3 separate regions of the Homo sapiens genome follow, and regions 1 and 2 are each linked to region 3. A link is a contact called in ENCODE Hi-C or POLR2A ChIA-PET data. All regions are on one chromosome and are shown on one strand. The core of a region is the stretch at or near the end of the contact, and the rest is flanking DNA. Distances in the headings are between cores, read along the strand shown.

Evidence for each region. Hi-C counts contacts between places; a loop is a spot of excess contacts on that map. ChIA-PET counts read pairs that join two places held with the same protein, here RNA polymerase II (POLR2A). Pooled maps may share reads with other maps.
Region 1: a loop to region 3 is called in a map with no recorded cell type, with 5 times the contacts of the local background. The contact joins two enhancer-like sites. A Hi-C loop is called at or near these places in 5 of 37 single-sample maps with no recorded cell type and 2 of 50 pooled maps.
Region 2: a map of endothelial cell of umbilical vein shows a loop between it and region 3 (6-fold over the local background). The contact joins two enhancer-like sites. A Hi-C loop is called at or near these places in 1 of 168 maps with a recorded cell type or tissue (endothelial cell of umbilical vein). POLR2A ChIA-PET finds 5 or more read pairs at or near these places in 1 of 52 experiments (GM12878).

What each region holds. Positions count from the first base shown.
Region 1 is chr18:54,207,356-54,212,424 of GRCh38, forward strand. All of the region lies in intron 1 of MBD2 (methyl-CpG binding domain protein 2), which reads right to left. Among named protein-coding and RNA genes, the nearest start is that of SNORA37, 13 kb to the right of the region's middle. RefSeq lists a silencer at 1,291-1,491 and enhancers at 2,362-2,411, 2,502-2,841. Within about 2 kb of position 2,621, at least 3 of the 41 ENCODE cell types and tissues checked have a DNase peak (open chromatin) inside an H3K27ac peak, as active enhancers do.
Region 2 is chr18:56,458,246-56,463,006 of GRCh38, forward strand. No RefSeq gene overlaps it. Among named protein-coding and RNA genes, the nearest start is that of TXNL1, 180 kb to the right of the region's middle. Within about 2 kb of position 1,451, at least 3 of the 41 ENCODE cell types and tissues checked have a DNase peak (open chromatin) inside an H3K27ac peak, as active enhancers do; they include endothelial cell of umbilical vein, where a contact is called at or near this core.
Region 3 is chr18:55,262,971-55,268,069 of GRCh38, forward strand. The region is part of intron 11 of TCF4 (transcription factor 4); the gene reads right to left. Among named protein-coding and RNA genes, the nearest start is that of LINC01929, 140 kb to the left of the region's middle. RefSeq lists enhancers at 1,170-1,449, 3,792-3,901. Within about 2 kb of position 1,406, at least 5 of the 41 ENCODE cell types and tissues checked have a DNase peak (open chromatin) inside an H3K27ac peak, as active enhancers do; they include endothelial cell of umbilical vein, where a contact is called at or near this core.

The DNA of each region.
Region 1 (5,069 bases), core at 1,371-3,870, 1.1 Mb before region 3:
GGGATTCTTCAATTCAAGTCAGAAATAATCTACTACCACTCGAAATTCTATTTTCATTACAATATTTCCTATATATTTCCTTGCTGAGTCAAACAACAATGCCACTCTTAAACTTCAAACACCATTATAGGCTAGCACTGAACAAGGTAACTTTCTGAGAGCAAAAAACGTTATCAGTTCAATACTAAAGGATGTAGTTTTCATTTGCAGACACAATGGGATAAATATTATTGTTTATTTAAAAGTTATATGGCAAAGAATTTTTAAAACTAAGCTAGAAAATATTTTCATGATTAATGTGTTTTACCACATAAGAAATAAAGTATTACTAATGACCTAAATTAATATGAAAAATTAGTAACATTACTCTGCCATTATGTCACTTATAAAATGCTGCAATAGCCAGGCGCAGTGGTTCATGCCTGTAATCCCAGCACTTTGGGAGGCCGAGGCGGGCAGATCACGAGGTCAGAAGATCGAGACCATCCTGGCTAACACGGTGAAACCCCGTCTCTACTAAAAATACAAAAAAATTAGCCGGGCGTGGTGGCGGGCGCCTGTAGTCCCAGCTACTCAGGAGGCTGAGGCAGGAGAATAACATGAACCCAGGAGGCGGAGCTTGCAGTGAGCTGAGATCGCACCACTGCACTCCAGCCTGGGCGACAGATCGAGAGTCTGTCTCAAAAAACAACAACAAAAAACAACAACAACAACAAAAAGCTGCAATAGCCATATGGTCCTTATTATCAGATATCAGATACTCAAGTTATTGGTAAACGACATTCTGATAAACTAGTTAACATACCACAAAAAAATGAAAACACAAAATCCACAAAATAAAAATGACAATTCTGTGGCCAGGCACGGTGGCTCATGCCTGTAATCCCAGCACTTTGGGAGGCCAAGGCAGGCAGATCACCTGAGTTCGGGAGTTTGCGACCAGCCTGACCAACATGGAGAAAACCCATCTCTACTAAAAATACAAAATTAGCCAGGCGTTGTGACGCATGCCTCTAACCCCAGCTACTCGGGAGGCTGAGGCAGGAGAATCGCTTGAACCCAGGAGACAGACGTTGCGGCAAGCCGAGATGGCGCCACTACACTCCAGCCTGGGCAACGAGCAAAACTCTGTCTCAATAAAATAAAATAAAATGACAATTCTCAATCAGCTGTCTCTCACATAGATCTCTTTTGTGCAATAAAAAACAGCTCTAGAGTAGACACCTTATTTCAACAAATTCATTTTCCAGAAGATGAAATACTCAGGCAGTAACTCTTACCAAAAAGATAAGCATACTGTTCTTAGCTTATGGCTTAGAGACAAATAGGAAGCTATTTATGAGGGAATCAATTGACAAACTTCACAAATTAAACCTGCAATAAGTAGTTCCTTATCTTAAAGTTGAAATGTCAGTTATCCACTGCAGCTGAAAACATAATAGAGCCTCACCACAATGTTCCTCTACAGAACAAAACTCATTAGAGACCAGTTCATTTTAGATCTCTCCCCCAAATCAAGATAATTTGAACTCAATTAAAAGGCTATACTCACGAAATGTGATCACTTATGTTTATCATCTAGATTAGCAGTTCATCAGCAGTTTAACACGGCTTCATATTATTTCTATTGTTTATTAATTTTAAAAATGAAATGGGGGGCCAGGCACGGTGGCTCACACCTGTAATCCCAGCACTTTGGGAGGCCAAGGAGGGCGGATTGCCCGAGCTCAGGAGTTTGAGACCAGCCTGGGCAACACGGTGAAACCCCATCTCTAATAAAATACAAAAAAATTAGCCCAGCGTGGCGGCGTGCGCCCGTAATCCCTGCTACTTGGGGAGGCTGAGGCAGTAGAATTGCTTGAACCTGGGAGGCGGAGGTTGCAGTGAGCTGAGATTGTGCCACTGCACTCCAGCCTGGGCAACAGAGTGAGACTCCATCTCCAAAAAAAAAAAAAAAAAAAAAAAGGAAGGTATTTATTATAAACAAAAAGGCTAGACATCCTTTACTAATAAACTAAGTTGGCAATGAAGGAAAAAAGGTAGAAGTTTTAACTATTAGCATATCCAAAAGAAAGCTGGAATATTCACTAGTAACCAGTAAATTCTTATTCATAATGAATAACCATTTCCTGTTTTACAGATGGAATTCTATGAAACATCTGTATTGGATAGCTACAAGTATCTATCATATATACTGCTGCCTTCAGAAAACAGTAGTACAAGCCATTTTCTTCTCCGTAACTGCTACAGTCTGTCTGTGGTGCTTTAAGGAAAGTCAACCTGGCTGCCCCAGGGGATTTTAGGCCAGAGACTTTACTCTTCAGGAGGTGAAAGCAAACATGGAGGAGGGCAAGGCCCAAGGGAATGATTAAGTAGGAATTCTGCCCATGAGATGAGATACAGACCATCTGTACAGTAGCAAACTGACCCTGGGAGAGGCAAACTGAGGAAATAAATGCTAGATGAACAAAAAGACTGTCACCTAAGTTCTAGTCTTACCCAAAGTGATTAAGTTTAATCACCTGTCTACCCTCAATAATGGCTGCTGTAGGTCCTGGTCTCAGAAACACCAAGACTTAAAGTGACTAAGCTTTTATTTTAAAAGCATCAATTTGTAACTTAGGGAAGTTCAAAAACTCTAGAAGACTGAGTGAAGGATATTAGTCATTTTCAGTTCTCTCTGCCCATTATGATTACTTCTAATCCCAGTAATGAAATACTATTTCACTTTCAACCACAAAAAAAAATTCCCTACCAACTGCCCCCTAGATATGCCATTCCTGAACCAACTGTGATCACACCTTTAACTTCTTCTACCCACTATTTAAATAAACTCTGAAAAAAGCCCTGAAGAAACATACTAATTAAATGAAAATCAAAACATGAATTGTATTTTTCCAGTTCACATAGGAACATTTCATCACTTAAAAATAAAAATAAAATAACAAAAAAAAAGTAATTGAAACCAGAAATACTCAGATTACGCTCACTTTAATTTAGTGGTACTCATATTTTGTCGCACTGTGAACTTACCTGTAATTACCATTACCTGAGCTAGACAACTATAATATGCCCTGCCAGTCTATGACATAAAATTACATCTCCAGAAGACCTGCTGCCTGCATGTGAAACTGTACTCTGAAATCACCGCTCTAATATAGCAGAAGATACCTTTTCTTGTTTCTTTGATAACATGGATAATCATAATGTTCAGTCAAACCATTATGAGGCCAGGGCTCTAAATAAACACAAGTCTATTTTCAAATCAATTTCTAACATGATGGGGGTAGCAGTCACCAGACTGGAGTAAGATGAAATGGCCTGTGAGTGACAAGGGGTGTCACAGATGGCAGATGGCTAGCTAGATAGCTAAACAGCATGTTCAGAGGCACATCACTTCCCATCAGTATCAGGAAATACTTTATGGGGAATAATAAAAATCTCCACACTAAAAATTCTGTAAGCTATAGCACTGGAAATGTTTGAGACTAAAAGAAACATCAACTTTCTATTTTTTTTTTTTTTTTTTTTTTTGAGACAGAGTCTCGCTCTGTCGCCCAGGCTGGAGTGCAGTGGCGGGATCTCGGCTCACTGCAAGCTCCGCCTCCCGGGTTCACGCCATTCTCCTGCCTCAGCCTCCCAAGTAGCTGGGACTACAGGCGCCCGCCACTACGCCCGGCTAATTTTTTGTATTTTTAGTAGAGACGGGGTTTCACCGTTTTAGCCGGGATGGTCTCGATCTCCTGACCTCGTGATCCGCCCGCCTCGGCCTCCCAAAGTGCTGGGATTACAGACGTGAGCCACCGCGCCCGGCCAACTTTCTATTTTTTAAAATCTCTTTAAATGTTAACACTTACTTCTCACTTACAACAGTAAGTATTCAACGAAACATTTCCCTAACTTTAAATAACAATTTTCTTCAGAAATCAAACTTCATCTGAGACTAAAAACATGAAATTAGAATTATTGTTTTGTACTTAGATACAAAACAATCAGAAACCCGCCAAATTAAAAGAATGTATATTATTGCTATACACACACACACACACACACACACACGCACACACGCAAGCACGCACGAGAAAAATCTACCTAAGTCAGCTCCCTGTACCTCCTTAACTCCTTTCCCCTTAATCTTTAAATGTAGGCCTTTCCTACAATGCACCATCCTCAGCACTCCTCTACAGCTTGTCCCTGATAGATTTTATCTGCTCTTATTTTATTCATATCTCCCATGTCTGATCACTTCCTAAGTGATCACCTTTAAACACAGCCTTCCTTTCCATTGCCACTGCCCAAATCAAGTCTGCATCACCTCAGGTCTAAATCACTATGATAAGCTAACTTTGCTCGTCTCTTTGCATTCTACACTATCCACATAGCCCTTCCTAAAACACCACTTTGACAACAGCTCTGGCTTAACAGCTTTCAGTGGACTTTTACCCCATAAGCAAAAAAGCCAAACATCTTAGGCTTGCATTTTAGATCCTTTTTCCTATGGCCTCCTTTTTTTTTTTTGAGACAGAGTCTCGCACTGTAGCCCAGGCTGGAGTGCAATGGCACAATCTCAGCTCACTGCAACCTCCGTCTCCTGCCTTCAAGCGATTCTCCTGCCTCAGCCTCCCAAGTAGCTGGGATTACAGGCGCCTGCCACCAAACCCAGCTAATTTTTTTCTATTTTTAGTAGAGACGGGGTTTCACTATGTTGGTCCTATGGCCTCCTCTTAACCTTTCAACCCTACTTTCCACTCTTACCTAGTGACCTTTGCTCCAGCCATATTGGTTTAATCACTCTATTCTGAATAGTCTAAATGGCTTCTACAGTTCTTTGCAAGCACCATGTCTTCTACTTGGTCCATAATGCATGATGCTACCCCTAGTCTCCAAGAGCCCAGAAATACCAATCCACCTTATATACTACCTCTTCCACAAAGCCTTCACAGAACCCAGTAATAGGAATTTTCTTTCCTCTGAACCCATATAGTAATTATTGCCTATGTTAGGCAAATAATCATGAACTGCCTGTTGGCCTCATTCTAGCTTTGAAACACTGAGTTCTGCACTGGTAG
Region 2 (4,761 bases), core at 201-2,700, 1.2 Mb after region 3:
TCTTGCTTATTTGGTTTGATGTGTTATTGGTGGGGCCAAGTCCAATATCATGTACCCATGGTGCTTAACAAGTAAGAACTGTTTAGAGCTTTAGTGAGTTTAATTTGGACACAGTTGGGCACCATGGCTCACGCCTGTAATCTCAGTACTTTGGGAGGCCAAGGCAGGAGGATCACTTGAGGCCAGGAGTTTGAGGTCAACCTGGCCAACACAGCAAAAAAAAATTTCTTGTAATTTTTACAAAAATTGTTTTAAAAAACAGCTGAACATAGTGCTGCATGCCTGTAGTCCTAGCTACCCGGGAGACTGAGGCAGGAGGATTGCTTGAGCCCAGGAGTTCAAGGTTACAGTGCACTATGCGGCACCACTGCACTCCAACCTGGGCAACAGAGCAAGACCCTGTCTCAAAAAAAAAAAACACCAAGCAGGAGGGAAGAGCAGAACTTGACATGTTTGGCTTTGTTTTGAGAAAACAATATTTACCTGATGCCTGATGTAGCCTGGTCCTGAGTGATGTCGTCTAACATGCTCCCACTCAAGGTGCAGCCTCCTTGAGTATCCCACATACTTGGGGGAAATCAAGATAAAAATTCTTACCACCTCCCATACAGTAAAGGAAATTTCAACAGAGAAGGAAAGAATGTAGGTAAAACTCCAGACCAGCAGCCTGAGCCGCTCTCTGCCACCTGGCCATTATAACACTCTCAAGGGCCTCTCCAATGCCGTGCCTTCTTTCCACTCCATGAAATACAGCACTGGAAAAGACACTGGGAAGTAGTTTGCTTCCATTGCCCTGACATGTGACAGTTTCCTGCATGAGACTTTTATTCTTATTTGGCTTTTGGACTTTTAAATGATTCTGTGATTAATGCTTCGATGCTGCACGTGATAATTGTCTTGGCAGAAAGATGTCTTTGTTCTTGCCCACTCACCTTTTGTATGGTGTTTCCCACTCCTGTTCCCTTTTTATGAGTTGTTGATGTTCATCTATATTTAGCGAGTGTTTTGCTAATATCCAAGGAGTCATCAAAGGTGCAGCTGCTTCGTCGCTACAGGAAACCCCCGCTTCAGGGGGCTAGCTCTGCTCTAGGAGGATCTGCTTTGGAACTGTCCTCTGCATAACGATGAGAAATGCTCTTCTTAATTTTTAAATTAGCTGGCTGAGGCATCCGTCTTTTCCCCCATTTGGGGCTTGATGAACTCATATGTTATTCTTGGTTGATTGTCAGACTAACGAGGATGTTTTCCTGAAGGTCTTTATTTGGAGTTATATTCACTTGTTTTTTCCTCCCTTTCCAGGGGTTCCTTTCTTCATTGTGTGGACATGTGACCTTGTTTTTATGTTTTCAGTGTCCCAAGCTAGGAAACTTGCGATAGTCCTTTCCTGTTCCTTCCTGAGTTACTGGTTTATGTCACAAATGCTTGGCTCACTTCCTTCATGTCCTTAGAAAAGGAGGTCCGCTAAAATGGCTCCCCCCACCCCACTGCCTTTTTACCACGTGTGAACACTGCAGCAGAAATCACTACAAGGCCCACCCTTCTTGAATGTCATCTAAATCTGGTTAATTGACAATATACTCAAAATATTCTATTTTAAAGCAATCTCACTATAAGACAATGTCATCATAGAGTTCTCACTACACTCTAAGCTGCCTCTGTCCACAAAAAGAGAATGCTCAAAGACAATTCCCCATAAGGCCTTATTAGTCTCTCCAGCAACTTATTTTCAGTCTTCCTTAGAAAGAGAAAATATTTATTCTCCATTGATTTGGGCTACCAAAAATCAGGAGTGCCAGCCTCGGCAACATAGCAAGAACCTGCCATTACAAAAAAAAAAAAAAACATAAATTAGTCGGGCATGGTGGTGCATGTGCCTGTAGTCCCAGCTACTCAGGAGGCTGAGCGGGGAGAATCACTTGAGCCCAGGAGTTCAAGACTGCAGTGAGCTACAGTCGCATCACTGCACTCCAGCCTGGGTGACCTAGTGATCTGGTCACTTTAAAATAAAAAATTAACAATCAGGAGTGAAAAAGAAATCACCCTTTGCATACACATCTTCAAACAAAATAAGTAGGGAAGCGAATTTTGGAATGGATTTCACAAGTTCTTTTGAAACTGATAGGAATCCACCAGAGAAGGAAAACTAAACACAGAAACTAGAATGGGTAGGAGGAGGGCATTTGAAGTAGTTGCTTCTACTTTTATTATTGCCCCTCCATCCAGTATGCATATGTGCTCTTGTGGCAGAATTAGAGGAGAGATGGAAAAATCAGCATTCCCAGGCAGCCCACTTTGTGCGAAGCTTTAACACACCTTTTGGAGAGACACTGTTGTGCGGGTACCTCCCTCATGATGTTATGAGGAGGAAATGAGTTGATGTTAAACAGTGCCTGGCATATAATAACTGCTATAAATTAACTTCAGCCAAATAAATAAATATATATTCATTTGACTTTCATCATCCTCTGAGCTAGATTTTTTTGGCAGAGACACCGTTGATTGCCTGCTCAAAATCTACTTCCTTCCCCTTTCCTTGTGGGCAGGGTTGACCTCCACTTGACAAAGGCTGCAAATGACATATTCTACATTTCCCAGCATTCTTTGTAACTGAAGCATAAACGTGGAACCCAGGCCTGGCCCATGGAATCAGAGGACATTTTTGCTGGGGGATCTTTTAGAAAGGTTTTCCTGCCTTACAAAAAAAAAAACAGATGGAAAAGGAAAAGTCCCCCTCTATGCTTCCTGTCTTTTTACATCTTTCTCTGACAGTCATCTCTGAGGAAAACAAGAACCTAGTTTTGCTAAACCAACTCTGGAACCACCTCCACCCAGGCTTGTTGTCAAGCCTTGTGTTGAGATAATGCACTTATGTCCTTACTCTTTAAGCCACTTCCAATCAGGTGCTCAGTTACTTGTAGCCAGATACATTCCAAAGAATGCAAGATTATTTTATATGAGGAAATGGGTGATTACAAAGGTTCAATAAGTTTGCCAGCCAGACAAGTGGTACAGCTAGATTTTGAACCTGATTTAACTCTAGAGCTTGAGCTCTTAGTGCTGTACCAGGAAGCCACCACCACAGTGCTCACCAACTGGACAAACTAGTTTAGGTCTTGGAACACCAAGGAACCACTGTGTGCAGGGTTGACTGGAAAGAGTATAATATTAAAAATGGCTTATGTATGTATCATGACTCGTTATTTGCAAATCACTTTTGCCTCTAGAAATGCAGAGTTGGAAGGCAGCTTATAGGCCATCCAGTCCAGGTGACAGAACTGAGATGTCCCAAGTCACATACCTGGTTAAGTGGCAAAGTCGTATGAGAACTGATGTCATGACCCATCATTCTTTCTCTACACCATTATCCCATTCTATCAAACTCCCAAGGTCATCCTGAGAGGTAGAATAAACAATTGGACATTCAACCCTAAAACTCAGAGAAGAGTCAGGGCTGGAGATAAATACTTAGGAGTCATCAACATGCCAAGGGTACTTTAGATCCCTAGGGCTGTTGAATTCTAGGATGCAAAAGAGAGAGTATGCAGAACTGAGCCTGGAGCTCAGTGCTTACTTTATTGAGTGCTTACTATATGCCAGGCACTGTGCTACCTTAAAGATATTAGTCCTTATAACAAATCATAAGGCAGATACTGTTATTGATCCCACTTTACATATGGAGAAACTGAGGCACAGAGTGGTTTGTTTGTTTGTATCTTGTCCAAGGTAGTAAATAGTGAAGCATAATATAGATTCAGGCAGTCTGGCTCTAAAATCCCGACCACTATAATATTTACTCTCAAGAGCTCTGCTTCTGTATCTTAGGCCTAGCTTATAGAGATGTGCTTTTATAATTTGGAGAATGAGTATATTAATACTCTCATTAATATCATAGATGTCAACAAGGTCAACCCTAAGATTATGACCCTCCAGCCTGGCCAGCTGGCACTGTAACCAGCAGATCGCTGCTGATATTCACTGCTGGATTACCCCAAGGACGTTCTAATGCATGCAAAAAACACCAGTGAATTACAACCAATAAAAGAGAAAAGTTCAACTTCAAAGAACTTACCCAGAATTTTCCAATACAAAATCTGAAAAGACACATTTTTAATTTTAGCATGCATGCAAGCTTTGGGCTTTATGATTTTGTATTGTCCTTATTTTTAGTTTCTAGGTCTGAATCCAGCCTTGTAATTAGGAAGTCTTGAGGGAAGACACCACCACATGGCCCTGTTTCAGGATTTCGTCATCTCTGTACACATTGTTACAGGAGTTCTTGACCATCTGCCTCTCTCACATCTTATCCTCCCTGATTTCATCCTTCATAGTGCCATATGAAAAGCTATCAAATATAAATCTAAGCTTGTCTTTCCTACTTAAAGTATTCCCAATCATCTATAGGATAAAAATCTAAGCACCTTGGCATAGTATTCAAAGCCCTTGGTGATATGGGTTGTGTTCATCCCTCTGGCTTCATGTCCTGACCATTCACACATCAAACTACCAACATACCATTTGGTATAGTACACAGACATACACAGACACACAGACATAGACACACAGAGACACAGACACACACAGACACACCATATTTCTCATGCCTCTGGGGCTCTGCTCATGGTGTTCTCTCTTCTTAGAATGCCCTTCCTACTATTTCCCTTCACCTATACTTTAAAATCCATAAAGACTCTTCAATAAACCTCACTGCACCACTTATTGCTATCTTGACAAATTACCTAAATTCTCTGGGTCTCCTTCCTC
Region 3 (5,099 bases), core at 156-2,655:
AATTTTCGTATTTTTAGTAGAGACAGGGTTTCACCATGTTGGTCAGGCTGGTCTCGAACTCCTGACTTCATGAACCACCCACCTTGGCCTCCCAAAGTGCTGGGATTACAGGACTGAGTCACGGTGCCCAGCCGATAATGTTTTGATATATACTTTATTTGGTTTACAAAACCCACACCCATATTTATTTGTTAATTGCTAAAATACTGAAAGAAATCTGGCACATGATAAGAAGAACACAATTATCTCGTGACAAAATAAACTTCCATATCACAAAGTTATGATATTAAAATACATGAGTCATTAGTACTCATGATAGGTATTGTATAAGCAAGTTCTTTGAAATGAGGGTCTGACATCATACAATTGGACCACTGGGAGCAGCTCAGATATCAAGAGTATTAAAAATATTTAATATAAGATAAAATACAACAAATTATATCTAGTGTGAAAATGAGAAGAATTTCTGCATTAAGGAGTCCTTTAAAAACTAAAAACATGGATTGCAGGCATGCACCACTATGCCTGGCTAAGGCAGGAGAATCGCTTGAACCTGGGAGGCGGAGGTTGCAGTGAGCCGAGATTGAGATTGCGCCATTGCACTCTAGCCTGGGCAACAGGATCAAAACTCTGCCTCAAACAACAAGAACAACAAACAAACCTAAAAACCATTCTAAAGAGAAAATAATAATGATGTGAAATATAGATGATACTAACCTTTTTTCAGTATGTATTACCATGGTATTTGGGGGTACTTATCTTTTTTTTTTTCCTAGAAGCGATATTTCTTTTCATTATTATATACCTAAAAATTAGATCTATCAGTCAAAATAATCTGTGATATCTGCTTGATTTGAATATAGATTTTCACAAAAAGTTCAGAGCTACATTGGAAAAATCACATTATCTAACAAAGAACCTAAGCCAAAAAAGAACAAGATATTGCTTCACTACAGATAATATCTGCTACAGTAGTGGCTTTCAAAAGATTAATTCTTCCTTTAAACAACTTTAAAATGAAGATTACAAATAATATATATATTTTTATGAAACTAAACAAAGTATTGAAAACCAATACAAATATTTTAGGAGCATTTAAAAACTAAATATATACGCCCCAAAAATCACACGTTAGAAGAGGCAAGATATTATGACCAATCTGATTTCTTTAGAACTACACCTTTCTAACTAAACATTCTATCAGTGCCTGTTTTATGCAGGGAGATATTATGACTCAGGAAATAGAATTAAAAATAGAATCAACTTCTTACCTCATCGCGTCATGAAAATATTTCAGAAAACTACAAAGGCTACCCATGGAAACCACTGATAAGAACAGACTATTTTTTAACATGAAGCGATTTTACCTTGCAACAGCTGGAGTGCCAAACCCAAGGGCTTAAATTTCAAAGCAGTTTACTGGGGCCAGTTTGCCCTTTCACTTGGAATGCCTTTTGTTCTGGTCCAGGAAACACTGGAGAAGCTACATTTTCTAGATTGCCTGAACATGTTAAGCTACATGAGTCTTTCTCTTACAGATTTCTCTTTTTATTTGTGTGACAGATATAACAAAGGGTATAACTGGAAAAGAAATATATTTTAATTCTCAAGTGGCAGAATTTTTTTTTTTTTTTTGCATTGAGAAGTGGGCCATGTTTAGCAAGATACATTAAAGCTGAAAATGTGGGTTTGATGTAACAGGACTTGATTACTCTTTGAGGCCCAAGATTTTTGTCAATTCATATTAGAGATGATCAAAATGTCCATGTAACAGAAAGATGAAAACTAATGCATTTGCTTGGTAAAGACTTTATCGATTTCTAATTTTGGCTCTAATCAATTTATCTTGCCCAAGAGAAATATAATCAGTCCCTAAGTAGAGCTGTAACATACAAATATGAATGGAAGATGAGCAGTTATTAAGAGGAACTGTAATTTTTGTAGGAGGCTTCGACACTGCCTGCCACCCAAGTATTGTTCAGATGGCTTGAACACAGGTGGTGTTGCTGGCTAGAAGATGAAGCAGAAAGAAAGGTTTTGTATCTTGGGTTACATGCTAGACCACCCTCTGTCTCAGCCTCAGCTTTGGGGAAATGTTCATTCCCATTAGAACACACCCTCAACAAAACACTGGGATGAGTGGTGCCTTGGGATCAACTACTAAAAATCAGAATTTGGAAAATGTGTTGCCCCTTTAATGCACACCCATCATCTAAGGCTGGGAACATCATGAAGGCATCAAAAGAATAAGCAGCACAATTCACACTGTGTTTGCCTGAGAGAAGATGACTGCTTTCAAAGTAGGTTTTTCTAAACTGTGTCCGAGTGACCCTCGTGTTATTAAACCATTAGAAACAGCATAACAATGCCATGTGCTTATCTATAAAGATGACAAAAAGAAGGAACATTTCCAGCACTCCTACTACAACCATTTTAAAATACAAACGCAAGTATATAGACTACAATGCACTATTTTTTAACAGGAGGGATTCCTAGGAATTCAGGGGGAAGTTGGGCTTCCTGATCGTGCACAGGAAATGGAGGAGATTTAAATCAAACTAGTTTATTGTTCTCTGCTGGTGGTCTTGGTAACTAAGATGCCTTCACATTGCTGGATACAATTCTTATTACTCTTATGCTCTGTGCTTGTTCATCGCCTGACTACTTCAAGGCTCAATATTCTTGTAAAATATAAAGTGAACATTATGTGACTACTCTAATAATAAAATTACTGTGAAACCAAGTCCTCAAAGAGAAAAGGACATAATGTTTCTACTAGACAAGCCACATACTAACATGTCATTCGAAGTTAAAGTTCTAAGCCAGATTAATTCATGAACCAGATAGATATTCCAGGGTAATCTTTAGCATATGGTGTATTAAATCAATCTTGGTAGTCTGTTCCTTCAACCCTGTTTGGTTTGAGGTTTAAAAACGTGGAAAAGACCACGTATTAGAATGCAGGCCAGTTAAAGACTAATAAAACAATAATAGTTATTATAACCATTATGTTAGTTATATGACCAGTTCTCTCTGAGGGCAAGGGAGTGTGTGTAGCCTCAAACCACAAAGGGTCACACCCTGTGAATGTATACAGATGGTATGTCCCAATGGGGAGACGACGCATTCTCACCCTTGAGCAGTCTCAGTGGTCTGTGCTATGGTAGGAGGTCCTCTTACTTCTTTCCATCAGGAAGGGCTACTGGATATTATTGCAAATAGGAAGGAAGTATGTGGCTAACCAAATGTGTATGGTTAATATCCTGCAGACATTCCTATTCTCTATAGCTGGTATCTAATAACTTACTACACTTCCTCCTCCGTATGTATGCTCAGATGCAGAGGCACTGAACTGCACTGCTTCTGAGAATACCCAGTGGCATAACATTGAAAAAGTTTGAAGAACTGAGTAGAAGGTGCTGATGCTGGTAACTCCCAAAGACCCCTGACAGCTTCTTTCCTTAACTGGGTGCGCCACCAGCTGAACTACTGTGAATCCATGCTGTGTCCCATACATTATATTCCTCTAATTGGAGGGCTAATTAGATGACCTTTTCAATTCAGAAAGGTCTAATATGATCTCCAGAGTTTGCCAGCAAGGCTTGAGAAAAGTAGTGGACTGTATGCAATGAGTAAAATACCTTGTTCTACAATTCTCTTGAAAATCCATGGATGAATGTGTCATGAAAAAAAAAAAATCTCTCATTAATGTAATCCAAGTAAGCTTTATCCTTCTTATGGATTTCTCAAAAAATGATATTGGGTATTATAGGGCAAAAGAAAACAAAACAAGAAACACCTGGTCACTCCCCCAAGCCAAACAAACAGCAAACCTCAGTGGGCATCTTCCACCTTTGAGATGCAGAGAACAGAAGAAGAAAGGGAATGTGGTTACAGAGAGGTTCCCTTCCGAGAGTTCTAGAGCTTGTATCTCACCCCACATGCACTGCGTTGTTCTAGTGTCAGTTCAGGACAACTGCTGACCACCAGAAAGACATATTATAACATGACACTGAGACGAAGGGCAGCAGCCCTCTTCTGAACTGAAAAAGCAGCTTCCTAAGACATCAACACCATGTATGAAAAGACTGCACTGTCTTGCAACTTTTTACCAGGAAAACGTGAAAAATGTGATGTCCATGTGTTAGTGCTCGAACCCCATTCTTAAGGCATTAGTATTGCTTACAGTCATTTTCTACAGAATCGTGTGTAATCTCAAACATGTGTCAGGCTATGTGTTCCCTATTTGCCAATTATTTAATTAGCTCTGTTTGTTCTTTGAGATACAGGCAACGTAATATTTCTTTACTTCCTGCGTTTCAGAATGAGTGAGTATATGCCAAATATTTTCAAAAGTCTGCAGATGTATCCTATTAATCCATACTGTTTGTTAGGGTAGTATCACTAACATCAGAAGAGAAAGCTTCTCTTCTTGTTATACAGACACGCTGCCATCACTGACTTCTACCACACTCAAAAAATCAAACCAAAGCCTAAGAGAACTTAAGTGTGAAAAAACATGGGCCACTCAGACATCACGCAATACTAAGGCTTATTATGCTTAAATTTTCCTCTGCATTTTCACGTACGCAATTGGTGAACATATTATTTTAAAGAAAAACATTCTAGAATGTTCTCCCTTAAAGTAACCTTAAAGTAATATCTGTATCTATGCATAATAATAAAGGTTTGCTCCTCCAAAATGCTGAATTACCATGTCTACCTATTTCCTTAAAGATTATGCATCTTTTTCTCATTCCGCTAGTGGATTTTGACAAGTGCATCCATTATTGTAAAATAATGTATGAAATAAATTTCTAAAAAGCCCTTTTCTGGGTTCTAAAAATCTCATACTTTTGTTTTTAAATTATAGCTCCTTTATTATTGTCAAGACCCTTAAATAAGGCCCTATGGTTTTTAACAAGTTAAGTCTATTCTCAGCATATAGAAGTCACCTATTGCTCCACTCTGGCTAGACCAACAAGTAGATTCTCCTGTTCATCCACAAACTAATGAAGATGACCAGCTAAAACCAAGCAAAACTCATTCCCACTGAGAGCTGTGGCTAAGCTGTCTACAGCTCATGGAGATAACCACCC